Regions from separate parts of the Homo sapiens genome. Here regions 1 and 3 are each linked to region 2. A link is a loop called in an ENCODE intact Hi-C map of the cell type or tissue named here. Cell type or tissue: chondrocyte. All regions are shown on one strand.

The links. Hi-C counts contacts between places; a loop is a spot of excess contacts. Peaks named below come from ENCODE experiments on the same cell type or tissue, not always from the same donor. Only the 100,000 strongest peaks of a DNase experiment are listed, where the experiment ranks them.
Region 1: a loop joins it to region 2, with 2.7 times the contacts of the local background. A loop is called at or near these places in 35 of 110 quality-filtered maps.
Region 3: a loop joins it to region 2, with 4 times the contacts of the local background. A loop is called at or near these places in 30 of 110 quality-filtered maps.

The regions. Positions count from the first base shown.
Region 1 is chr4:24,986,544-24,990,543 of GRCh38, forward strand. The region is part of intron 1 of LOC102723675 (a long non-coding RNA gene); the gene reads left to right. Among named protein-coding and RNA genes, the nearest start is that of LGI2, 42 kb to the right of the region's middle. In chondrocyte, CTCF peaks have their summits at 2,370 and 2,571; no DNase peak of the experiment used is centred here.
Region 2 is chr4:24,471,060-24,475,059 of GRCh38, forward strand. It overlaps LOC124900681 (a long non-coding RNA gene), which reads left to right and starts at 2,205. Exons shown (of 2, transcript XR_007058077.1): 1 at 2,205-4,000. It also overlaps a transcript of PPARGC1A not described here. RefSeq lists an enhancer at 176-677 and a silencer at 2,059-2,198. In chondrocyte, CTCF peaks have their summits at 396, 595, 2,136 (motif pointing right) and 2,352; DNase peaks (open chromatin) are centred at 241, 792 and 1,852.
Region 3 is chr4:25,143,493-25,147,492 of GRCh38, forward strand. SEPSECS (Sep (O-phosphoserine) tRNA:Sec (selenocysteine) tRNA synthase) reads right to left here. Exons shown (of 11, transcript NM_016955.4): 7 at 1,512-1,641; 8 at 1,282-1,373. Among named protein-coding and RNA genes, the nearest start is that of SEPSECS, 15 kb to the right of the region's middle. In chondrocyte, CTCF peaks have their summits at 1,577 (motif pointing left) and 1,779; no DNase peak of the experiment used is centred here.

The DNA.
Region 1 (4,000 bases), 520 kb after region 2:
AAAATAAACAAGTAAGGGGTTAGGGAATATGGGTGGTAGGAGGCAGGAGAGGCTGCTAAGTAAATTCCCTATGATGCTCGTCCCATAGAGTTATCAATACAAGGAGTGACGTCCCACTTGGAATGCCTGCTGTTCTGGTTACTATTGCTGCATAATGAATGACCCCAAAAAGCAGTGGCTTAAAACCATAGTTATTTCATTAGCTCTCATTGTTTCTATTGGCCAGTAATTTGGGAAGACCTTGGCAGGTTGGCTTTAAGTCTCTCAGGCTCCATGGTCAGACCATAGCTGGAGCAGTAGAGGCTGCCCAGGAATCTCCCTCTCTCTTCATTTAGTCTCAGGGCCCCTCCTTGAGGTCTCTGTATGGGCTACGTTGGGCTTCCTCACATCACAGAGGCCTCAGGACAGTAAGACCACTGACATGGGTAGCACAGAGCTCCAGGCGAGTGCTCCAGGAAAGAAAACTGAGGTTGCAACACCTTTTGTGGTAGACACTCCCTAGGGAGGCCCCCATGATTTCTCCCCTTAGAATCTGCACTCTATATAACTGCCTCACCTTGAGGTTGGCAGGAACTGTGACTCGATTCTAACCAATCAAATATGGCAAGGGAATGGGATGTCACACTTGTGATTATGTGTATGTGATATGGCAGTGGTGTAAGGGGATCACAGGTGTAATTAAGGCCCCTAATCAGTTAATGTGAGTTAATCAAAAGGGAGATAATCCTGAACGGGCCTGAGCTAATCATATGGCCTCAAAAGAAGATCTAGATCTTCCCTGTAGTGAAAGAATCCAAGCAGCAGAAATTCAATCTCTCTCTCTCTCTCTCTCTCTCTCTCTCTCTCTCTCTGTCTCCATTGCTTGCTATTATGGGCTGGATTGCTCCGCCACCACCACCAAATTCATATGTTGAAGACCTAACCTCCAGTACCTCAGAATATGACTGTGTTTGGAGATAGGACTTTAAAAGTGGTGATTATGTTAAAAGGAGACTGTCAGAGTGGATCTTAATCCAATCTGATTGGTGTCCTTATAACAAAGAAGATGGAGAGACACCAGGGATGTGTGCACACAGAGGAAAGACCATGTGAGGACATAGCGAGAAAACACCCATCTGTAAGCCAGGGAGACAGGCTTACAAAAGAACTGAATCTGCCAACACTTTGATCTCAGATTTCTAGCCTCTGGAACTGTGAGAAAATAAATGTCTGTTGTTTAAGCCACCCCAAAACTGTGACATTTTGTTATGGAAGCCCTAGAAAAATAATACACTTGTCTTGAAGAAATCAGCTGCCACAAATTCCACAGTCATAAGGAAATAAATTCCGGCCAAAACCTGAGGGAACATGAAAATGGCTTCTTCCCTAGTTGAGCCTTCAGATAAGAACACAGCCAAGACCACACCTGGATTCTGTCCTTGGGAGATCCTGAGCAGAGAATGCAGCTAAGCTATACCCAGATTTCTGACCCACAGAGAGTGTGATATACTAATGTTTTGGTGAGCCACTAAGTTTGTGGTCATTTGTCATGCCACAAAAAGACCTAATTCATCTGTAATAACCCAGCTTAGGAAGTCATAGCACCACTTTTGTTGCATCTTATTGGTTACAAATGAGCCACAAGCCCACCCAGATTTAAGCACTGGGATGGGAGGTGTTGCTGGGGCCAAATTTGGAAAATACAGCCTGTGACACCTGCATAATTGAATTTTAATTTGTAGCTCATATTTGAAACTGCAGCTGGCTTTCTGCATCTACATCAGCTTAATCAACTTGGCATGTTTCCTCCAACTGGTCTTCACATGGGCTTCAGAACCTCTCTGAAGGATGTCTGCCTCTGCCTGTCCCTTTGAGGAGCCCCCAAAGTGCACAATACCAGCACAGAATGTAAAACAGGCTTTTTCTAACATTCCCTCCATGTTTGATGACTGTTCATTTGGGCATTTTTACATGATGCCCTAATAGATAGAAACATTTATTTATTTGTATAGATTTTTCTTCACCCCACCTTTGCACCTGCTGGCTGTTTCCAGGTTCCAACCTGGGAAAGCATAAGCATGACTAGCCAACTGAAAGTGTGTATCTCAGCACCTTGTGAAGTAGGCCCTGAAACAGGGGCATTCAGCCACTTCTCAGGGCTGTACCTGCACTTAGAAGCCCCTAGACTGGACCTGCAGTATTCCTGGGGGTAATAGAAAAACCAGAGTTCAGAGTCCTGTCCCCAGGCTAGAAAGCCAGAAGCACCCTTGGCTCTCCATAAGTCATAACACTGGCTCATGTGCCCTCAGCTAGGAAGGACCTTGGAGGACATTTAGGCCAGACATCTGCTACTCAGTTCCCTTCTACAACATCCCCACCTAGTGGATCTGCCAGAATGCTTCTCCAGTGGGGATAATCATTCCCAGTTGCCCCAGGGAAGAAAAGGGCAAGTTCTACCCAGAAGAAAGAGGCCATTAACCAGCTGGAGTCTCTAGGCTGCCTTCCTTGACCTCTTTAACAAGACAATGGTCTTGATAGCTGGGCACTGTCAACAGAGGATTTTCTAAACTCCCTTCCTCTCATTACTACATTAGAGCCTGGCTGCCTAGATCGTAGAGTTTTACTATGAGACAGAGGAGAAAGAAGCCATGGTATGACAAGGAAATGAGAAGTCTATTCCTTCCAGTCCAAGAGATTGTGAGAGGAAGAGGAGCCAGGCTGAGAAAGCAGAGAAAGAATGGCCAAGGCTCTGGATGTGGGGGGTGTGTTCCAGAGGGAAGGGGAGGGCCAGAAACTCTGCAGAGCCAGAGACATGCTTCCCTGTGAGTCCCAGATGGATGTGCAGAATGTCCAGGATAAGCCCACTAAGCAGCCCCTTTCAACATGACACAATGTAGGGGCAATGACTATGGCAGACGCAGCACTTTTGGCTGCATAGGATCTCATTTACATGCCCTGCTGAGGAGACCTGGAGGGGCTGAAAGGGTTGGCAGAGCGTCCTGCCAGGGGACAGAGTCCACTCAGTCATTTCCTACGACGAGAGCAAATGGCCAAGATCCAGTGATGGGTCCTGGCCAACAACAATGATATTGACCCATATTGAATACTTATTAAATGTCAGGCTTGTCTAAGTGCTTTCCATTTATTATCTCATATTTAATTTTTGAATTAGCCTTGGGAGGTAAGCACTATTATGATCCCCACTTTTCAGATGAGAAGTTCCTGGCCAAAGTTACTCAGCAAGATTAGATAGGATCAACCAGACCTCAGTGGTCCTGAGGTCGGAGACCAAATCAGAACAGGGCAGAAGACGGAGTGTGTCCAGAAGATACTATACGCACGTAAAAACCCTTCCCCATCCCACCCTATCCCCACTGCCACAAGGACCCTAAAAGTTCTCTTGCAAGAGAAGCTGAAGATGGTGGAAATCTGAAAAACTGACTATTTAACTCAAAACAGCCTGAATGGTCTAATAGGACTACTGAAATTGTTAGATTAGATTGACATTACTGGGTTGGTCTATGCCTGGTTTACTTACTATCCAGTGCTAGGGGGTCCAGAAAAAAATTAGGTCAGTTAGACAAAAAATACAGAAGCTTACTTTTTTGCATGTTTGAGTGGAGTGTGAGTAAATGTATGGCTTGACTTCATTTCCTAGTCTGGTATATCTAAGACACTATTTGCTCTGAATAGGAAAGTCTGACAGTTCTGGGTTTGAACCCAGCTGAGCTACTCACTTGCTGTTTGACTCTTGCTTACTTAGCCTTTCAGGGCTTCATTTTCTTCACATGAAAAATAATAATAACAGATTTATATCGTTTAGAAGAGAAGCCAGCAAATATTTTCTATGAAAAGCTAGAGAATAAATATTTTAGGCCTTGGAGTCCTAGAATCTCTATTGTACCTGCTCAACTCTGCCACTGAAGCACAAAAGCAGCCACAGATGATAGATAAGTGGATGTGCAATACTGAATTCCAATAAAACTTTATTTACAAAGCATACGGAGAGACAGATTTGGCT
Region 2 (4,000 bases):
CGCAAGCGGCCGAGGCTGGCTGGCGGGCTCCGGAGGAGAGGCGCCGCGGAGGCCAGGCGAGCCGGGCTGAACGGAGCTCTTTTCCTCGACACCCCCCACCCCTAGCGGGCCAGCTCCCCCCGCGGTGCGCGCTCCGCGGGGCCCGGGAATCCCCGGCGCCCTGGACCGCCCACCGAGTAGCTAATGCCTTTCACCATTGCTCCTCCACCGCTCCTCTGGCCCCAACTTTCCCCAGCCCAGACACGCGAGCGCGCGCGCACACCCACACACAGACACACACCCGCGTGCACACACACACACACGCATACACGTACACACATGCCTCCCCTCCCTCGACCCCAGCTCTACTTCCCCGCGTAGTTTGGAGATGACAGATGCCTGTAGACTTTCACCAACAAGCGGTGGGGGCAGCAGACTACAACAGTTATTTAATTAAAAGGCATTTTTCCTCTCTCTATTTCTCGCTCCAGCTCCCAGAATAGCTTTTTCACCCCTAGACCCTGAGCACATGCCTGTCTCTCCAGGTTACCAGTGGCCCGCTGACATCCATCTCCTTCCACGCCCCCCTTCCGGCGTCTACCCCCAGCGTCCCTGGGCCCCCCGAGTCACACCGACACGCACACCTACAGGCCGGCGGCGTGGAGCGTCTAGGGCACGATGCAGCCGGACTGCATTGCACAGTCATCAAAGTTAAGTGTGTTTGTGGGGTGCTTCTGTGCCCCAGGGGAGGCGCGGGGTCAGGAGGAGCGGAGGCTCCACTCTGCACCCCACCCCCCCCACCTCCGCGGGTCAGGGGACGCCTCTACTTGAGATTGCAGCCATTTTAGGGAAAGAGGCGGCTCGGGCCCCGAGGGGAGTGGAGGGGGGACAGCACGTCGCGGGGGGCTTGCGGCTCTGCAGCCCCTCGGCGCAACTGGAAGGCGGGTAGGCGCCGGGCGCACAGGGGCGCGGCGCCCGCGGCGACTTGGGGAAGGTTGCGCTCGAGTTCCCTGGTTCTGCCTGGAGTTGTTCGGGGTAACGCGCCGGCTCCTGCCTCTTTCTCGGGTTCCCGCTGGGCTGGGAGGTGGTGGGGGAAGGTGTCGATGGCAGATTGGGCACGGGAGGAACGCGACAGAACCTGGAGACTGGAAAGCTAGCGATGGGGGAAGGGGGGGTATCTCCTCTCGCCGGTTGGCGCTGACCCAGACAGTGCGACCCACTTGGCCCCCCATCCTCCCCACCCCCTCCCGAGCCTCTGCCTCCCCACCAAGTACCAAGTGAGCGCGCGGCAGGGGGCAAGGGGCGCGACGCCGCCCGGCACCGAGCCACCCCTTACCTGGTTGGAAGGGGTTTCCCAGGAGGAGCCGTAGTTGTAAAAGAAGGAAGAGAAGAGGGTGTCTTCCGACAGCCCGCAGCCCGCCATGCTCTGGATGCAAATAAAATGAGGAAAGAAAAAAAAAGCACACATACACAAAAGCAACCCAAAATTTTAAAAATCAAATTAAACCAATAAGCCAAGAAGAAATTCTCTCGAAAATAAAAGAAAAGGAGGGGGAAGGGAATGGCAAAGGGAACGGAAACTCTCGGCGGTGCTCCCTCTCCGGGAGAGGAGGGATGCTCGGGCTGCCGCCGCCGCCGCCGCCGCCGCCGCTGCCGCCTTCTCAAGACGGTACCTAGATAGGTTCGTCCTGACTTGGGCAGCCGCCGCCGCCGCCTGTGCCGGCTGCGTGTGTGCGCGCGTGTGTGTGCGTGTGCGTGTGTGTGGTGTGTGCGCGCAGAGCGAGAGACCGCAGGGGAAGCGAGAGGGCGAGATAATGAGCGAGCCGGGATGGAGGCGCAGAGGCAGCGCGAGCGGGCGGGCGTGTGCGCGCGGGGGTGCGTGCGTGTGTGTGTGTGTGTGTGTGTTGTGTGTGCGCGCGCGCGAGCGCGCGCGTGTGGCTGGGTGTGCGTCTGTTTGGGGAGCTCACCGGAGAGCCGGGGCCGTCACGTGGGCGCGCTGACTCCGCCGGCTGCCGGGGACAGCCTGTACTACAGCCCCGGCCACTAAATCAGACCACGCCGCCAGACCTTTTGCAGCCCGCGGCCGGCCGGCCGCCTTCTCCGACCTCCTCGCCATAGCCGCCGGGCCATGCGCGTCCCGGGACGGCAGGGGGCGCGGGTGAGGCCGCGGGCAGGTGGATGGATGGGTGGGGAGTGGGCCGCCCTGAGCCCGGGAAGAGGAAAAATGCTCGAGGAAAAACACAGGCGCCCACCCCCCCGCTACGTCCGGCAACCTCCTGGCAAGCCTTCCTTCCGCCCTGTTTGAAGATTTTTTTTTTTATTCCTAAAATTGCTTTTCCATGCAGAGACCCCTCTTCCAGCCACTGGAAAATTATTTTCACATAGTTGCTATGTCCCGCTTTTCTTGCTTTCGCGATCCCTCCAGCCCCCCCGCGCGCGTGTCCACGCAGGCACAGACACACCGGTGCCTGCCTCCTCCCATTCCAAATGCAAACCCACTTCCTTTTGCCGGTTGCTGTAGTTAAGCTAAGTCAATGCTACATCAAACTAGGCTAGGCTGAGAGGACTGGAAAGTGGATTTAGGGGACAATACTGCCCCAGCAGGAAGAAAGGCTCTAGTTTGGCGTTCTGTTGATTTAACAGTTTAAAACGAAAATGGATTTTGTAGCTTCTGCACTAAAACTCAGGCCCCTTGAGTCACAATTATTTAAAGGGAGCTATTCTCTAAAGTCCATTATATGATATAAAAATGTAAACGGATATAATGTCGTCTTTCTCTCTCTCCTCACAAAATGGTATTTTAGAACCAAATCTTTCAGTCTTAATAATTGGGTGGCTGAAAGGTGTGTTTTTTTTTTTTCTGCAAGAAGACATTCTTTACTTGCTTCCCCTTACTCTTTATACAGATATTTATAGAAAGTAAAATTTAAATAAAAACCAGCATATCTGTGTAAGATGCTCTTAAAAGTATTTGAATCCTTGCAGGAAGACTTGAAACAACCTCTTAAAGGCAGTTTATATTGTTTTCTTTCTGAATCCCGTTTCCAAATGCTGCCTATTTTTATTCAAACCAATTGTGTTTTTCCAAGAGTTCACACTTCCACTTGTAAATTCCCCACTGGAGGTCGAAATCCTCTGTGAAATAAACATTTCCACAGCAACCCAGTGATGTCAGAAACGTCGGCTAGTGATTTCAGAGGGGAAATAAAACAGGAGCAAAGAATGGCTCTAGAAAGACAGTTCCTTCATCCTTGCGAATAGCATGCCTCCTGGTAGAAATTCAGAAAACATTTCTGGCTAAATACCTGTTTTCTTTTTCTGAGATTGACTTATTTTTCAAAGGCATGTCAAATGATCTTTAAAAAAAAAATAGGTCACCATCCTCTTTTCTGGATTGGTGAAGAATGCTGTTTCAAATCAGTGGTGCCTAACCACACTGGCCACTGTAGATTTTTATAAGGGGGGGATATATTTTTTCTAAAAATTGATGTTGGAGAGAACATTGAAAGATGAAATTTTACGTACTAACTTCAGGCCCAAATAATGCTGACTGACCTGGCTTCAAACTTACAATAGTTTTTTTAAAGTATTAGGCACACAGAAGTTCTATTCAGTTATCGAAATTGGTGCTGATCTCACCAATATTGAATAAAGGGGCTTCTCCATTGTTCCCTCTATTGTTTCCTGTGTCTCCTGGCTGAGAAAAAGAAGGGAGGAATTCTTCATACTGCCCCTAATTCAATCCCCTTGCAGTCCCACCCCTATAAACATTAAATGTAAAGAGACCAGAAAATATTAAATTAGGCCCAATGCCTGTGTTTTCTTAGGCTTCCTATCTAAATAACATTTATACAGAGCATTATAGAAATGTCCACTTTGTAAACTGCTTTTCATACATACGTTAGCCCAAGTTAACATTCTGTTCCTGCAGCCACTCACTGATTCCCTGATTTTAGCTCAGGTCCCACATTCACACCAATGGAAGTTCATTCTGTCTGTGTTATCCCATCATCTATTTGTT
Region 3 (4,000 bases), 670 kb after region 2:
TATCTTGTTGCATATTTCGGTACATTAGCCATTCTAAAAGGTGTGTAGTGGTATTTCATTGTGGTTTTAAATTTGCATTTCCCTAATTACTAATGACATTGAGCATCTTTTCCTATATCACATAAATCTTAAGAAATGTCCTCACAATTAAACAATTACTATCCCATGGAATGAATTAGTAGGGGAAGGAAGACTGGGGTAAAACAGAGCACAAGATTTTTAAACTTGTTATGTATTCATCCTAAGGCTATGAGATCATCTATGAGATAATACATATGAAAATGCTTTAGAATATATAAAGTACTATTATAAATATAAGGGACTACAATTGTTGTTAAGTGCTAGAAAGTTATCAGATTTAAAAACTGCACCAGAGGACTCACTCTCTCCCAGATAGAAGATGAATAAAACACTGCCTGCCCTAGCTATACAAGCTCTGTCTTTTGGAGGTGTCCTGAATTAAGCTAGTTGTGTTGGAGATAAAGTCATGTTTTCAAATATAAATGTAACTTCTTTTCATAACCAATATAACCAATGAGTTCAGCGTTCAATAATGACAAGAAATAGGCCAGGCGTGGTGGGTAACGTCTGTAATCCCAGCACTTTGGGAGGCTGAGGCGGGTGGATCACGAGGTCAGGAGTTGGAGATCAGCCTAGCCAACATAGTGAAACCCCGTCTCTACTAAAAATACAAAAAATTAGTCGGGTGTGGTGGCGGGCGCTTGTAATCCCAGCTACTCGGGAGGCTGAGGCAGAAGAATGGTTTGAACCTGGGAGGCGGAGGTTGCAGTGAGCCAAGATCGTGCCATTGCACTCCAACCCAAGACTCCGCTCAAAAAAAAAAAAAAAAAAAAGATAGAGCTAACTTCTGACCTGATTCTTCCTCTTGTGACTGACATCTCACTCCTAAACAATTTTCAAGTTTCCAAAAACTAAAAAGATGACTTATCCATTTGTCTTTTAAGAGCTTCTACCTTTAAGTACCTTTAAGTGATAAATGAATTGAATTTTATTGAATAAGAGTCCCTAATGCAGGAGTTTCTAAAAAGTAAATAAATAAAAGCAAAATCACCTAACCCAGATTCCTCGTAATATCTGGATAGACAGGCTGACAAAAAGTAATAGGAAACCACCTATGGTGGTTCCAGATCTGAATAAATACTATCGGACCATACTAGATGTCTCCCTCCCAGTGCAAGAAACCAACAGGCAGAAAACACCAATGATTTGGAGCACAGTTCTAGTCAAGAATGTTATTCGACACCTAAAGGGAAAGCTTACCTTTCTTTCTTTTAGTAGCTTCTTATAGCCATTTGATCCAAGTGACAATAAAGTAATAAGGACATCTAAAGAAGGTGAAGCTGAAGCTCTTCCTGAAATAAGAAGGATAAGTTACATTAAGACTGTGGTGGGGGGGTAGCTTTGGAAATTAAGATTTACTACAATAGCCTATGTACAAATGGATTTTTGTTTGTTAGCTACTTTTTCTGAAAAGCAACTTATTTATTTACCTGGATACATCTTGCTGATTTCCTGAATGAATGAATCATTAAAGCCAGCAATTATAGCACCACCTACTGGAACCATAAAATTTTTGTCCAAGCTCTGAACAAAAGCATCTATTCTACCAACTCGAGCCCCCTGGAATCAATATGATATTACATATTAGTTGCTAGGAAAACAGACAACTGCTATTAACAAACAAATACCACAACAAAAAATTATAACTATTTGAGTTAATTAATATATTAGCCTGATTTAACCATTTTACAATATATACATGCATCAAAACATCAAATTGTACACTGTAAATATATACAATTTTTGTCAACTCTACCTTAGAATAAAAATAAACACCATTAAAACAATGCATGGAAAAAACAATTGAAAAATTTTATTTTTATTTTCTTTGTAATAGTGCCAAGAAAATGTTTTTAAGTATTAAACCAAAATTTTTAATGGTGCTCCTTATATGTGCAACTTTAAGTTTACAACCTGCTTTCACACATAAATCATTTAATCTTCATAACAACTCTGTGAGGCAAGCACGGTTTCAGTATCAGCTCAGGTGGGAACTTTAATGAAACAAAGCTTTACACCTTAAAATTTGATAAGAAAGAATGGATTCATCCCATGCCTCTCATCTGTGCTCCTTTTTTTGACAACAAATGTCTACAATGGGTCCTATAACTATTAAGTGGTTTTAAACATCCTCTGTGAGTTCGAGGGTGGCCACCATAACCTAATGGACTATAGCCATCCGAGTTGCCAAACAGTTAATTATACATGTGCCTCTCTTTAATGCTTGGACAATCTACTACCTGTATGACCATTTTAAGCACTCAGATAAAAAACAAATGCAAAGTTTTACTTTTAACATCACTTAATGGAAGTTTTATTTGTATACTCTTGGCAATTCTAGAAGCAATGTTTCTACATAACTCATGCTCCCTAATATTATAAACTTAGATTTCATTCCACTGCAAATGAACTTCCAGTGAAAATCTAATATTCCGGTGAAAAATTGAATACTTACCTACTAGAAATGTAAAACTAAGTTCGGTCCTCATCCAACTTTCTGTCTAATGTGCTTCAATTTTCTCCTCTTAAAAATAGAGATACTGTCTAAATTACAACTAACATAGTCTTTTTCTTTATCTGTAGCCACAGATTTTCAATCTGTATTCACAATCTGTATTCCTATTAATATTATAACCATATTTGACCTTCATTTTCACACCTTGCTATCTGAGGGAGAACAGAAGGAGCAGATAGCTGGCCTAATCTCAGAGTCCAGATCCAGGCAACAGGTGGAAGCAGCCGAAGCAGGGAAGAGGAGCAGCTGCTCTGGAGGCCATTATACAACTGTTCAAATCTTAACCTTCCTCTTCCTCTTCTTTCTAATTTCCTAATAAACCATGATCAGAGAAAATCTCACCATATCACAGGAAAATAGAGAGATGCATATAAGACTAACAGAATAAAAAAAACTGGAAAACATGCGAAGTAGCAGCATATAAAGATAAGTGGACAGTCAGAGTTGCCTTTGTATTAACATTTTAGTACTGTCCAAGGCCTCCTGAGAGAAACAGGAACCTAAACTGGAAGCAGAAGTACTAGAGGAATCAATGCACCAGACTTTGCTAGAACCCTTCCATCACTAAAACACAGAAAGCATTTAAAAGGCAGCACATTCTGTGGCAAGAAAACAAACAGGCCAGACCCAATCTCAGAAATGGTACAAGACCCCCTTTTTCAGCTACATCTAAGTCATCAGTATATGCTCTAAAATCCACTCTCAAAATACATCTGAATAAAAGCATTTATTACCACCTTCACAACTACCACCCTGGCCAAAGCCACCAAAAAATCTCATATGGGTTGCTGCAACAGCCTTCCACTCTTGCCTCCCTACAGTCTATTTCCCACATAGCATGTCACTCTTTCCTGCTTGAAATCCTTCCATGGCCAATGATCATACCAAAAACAAAATCCCAAACCCTTAACACACCTCAAAGCTCTACAACCACTGTTCACCTTGTTCATTATGGTTCAGCCATACTGGCCTCCTTGCTATTTCTCACATATTCCAAGCACGCTCCTGCCTCAGAGTCTTGGCTGTTAGCTTCTGACTGGAATCTCTCTCTCTAGAGAGCTGCAAAGCTTCCTCCTGCATCATTCAGAGCTCCACTCACATGTACTTCTTGAAGAGTGCTTCCTAGATCACTCCATCTAATGATATCCATCCTCCCCAAATACCAGAGCATTTATCCAAGACTTGTCATACTCAAGGTTTACTCTCTGCTTTCGCACAAAAAATAGAATGCTCTATGAGGGTTAAAGATTTTGTTGGATTCACTATTGCATCTCCAGTTCCTACCCTGGTGCCTGGTACACAAGCAGGAACCCAGAAAGTATTTGTTGAATGAAGTGACAATTGGGTTTGTGAATAAACAGTAGTAATACCTACTTCTCTCAAATTCTGAACAGGCAAAGTTGC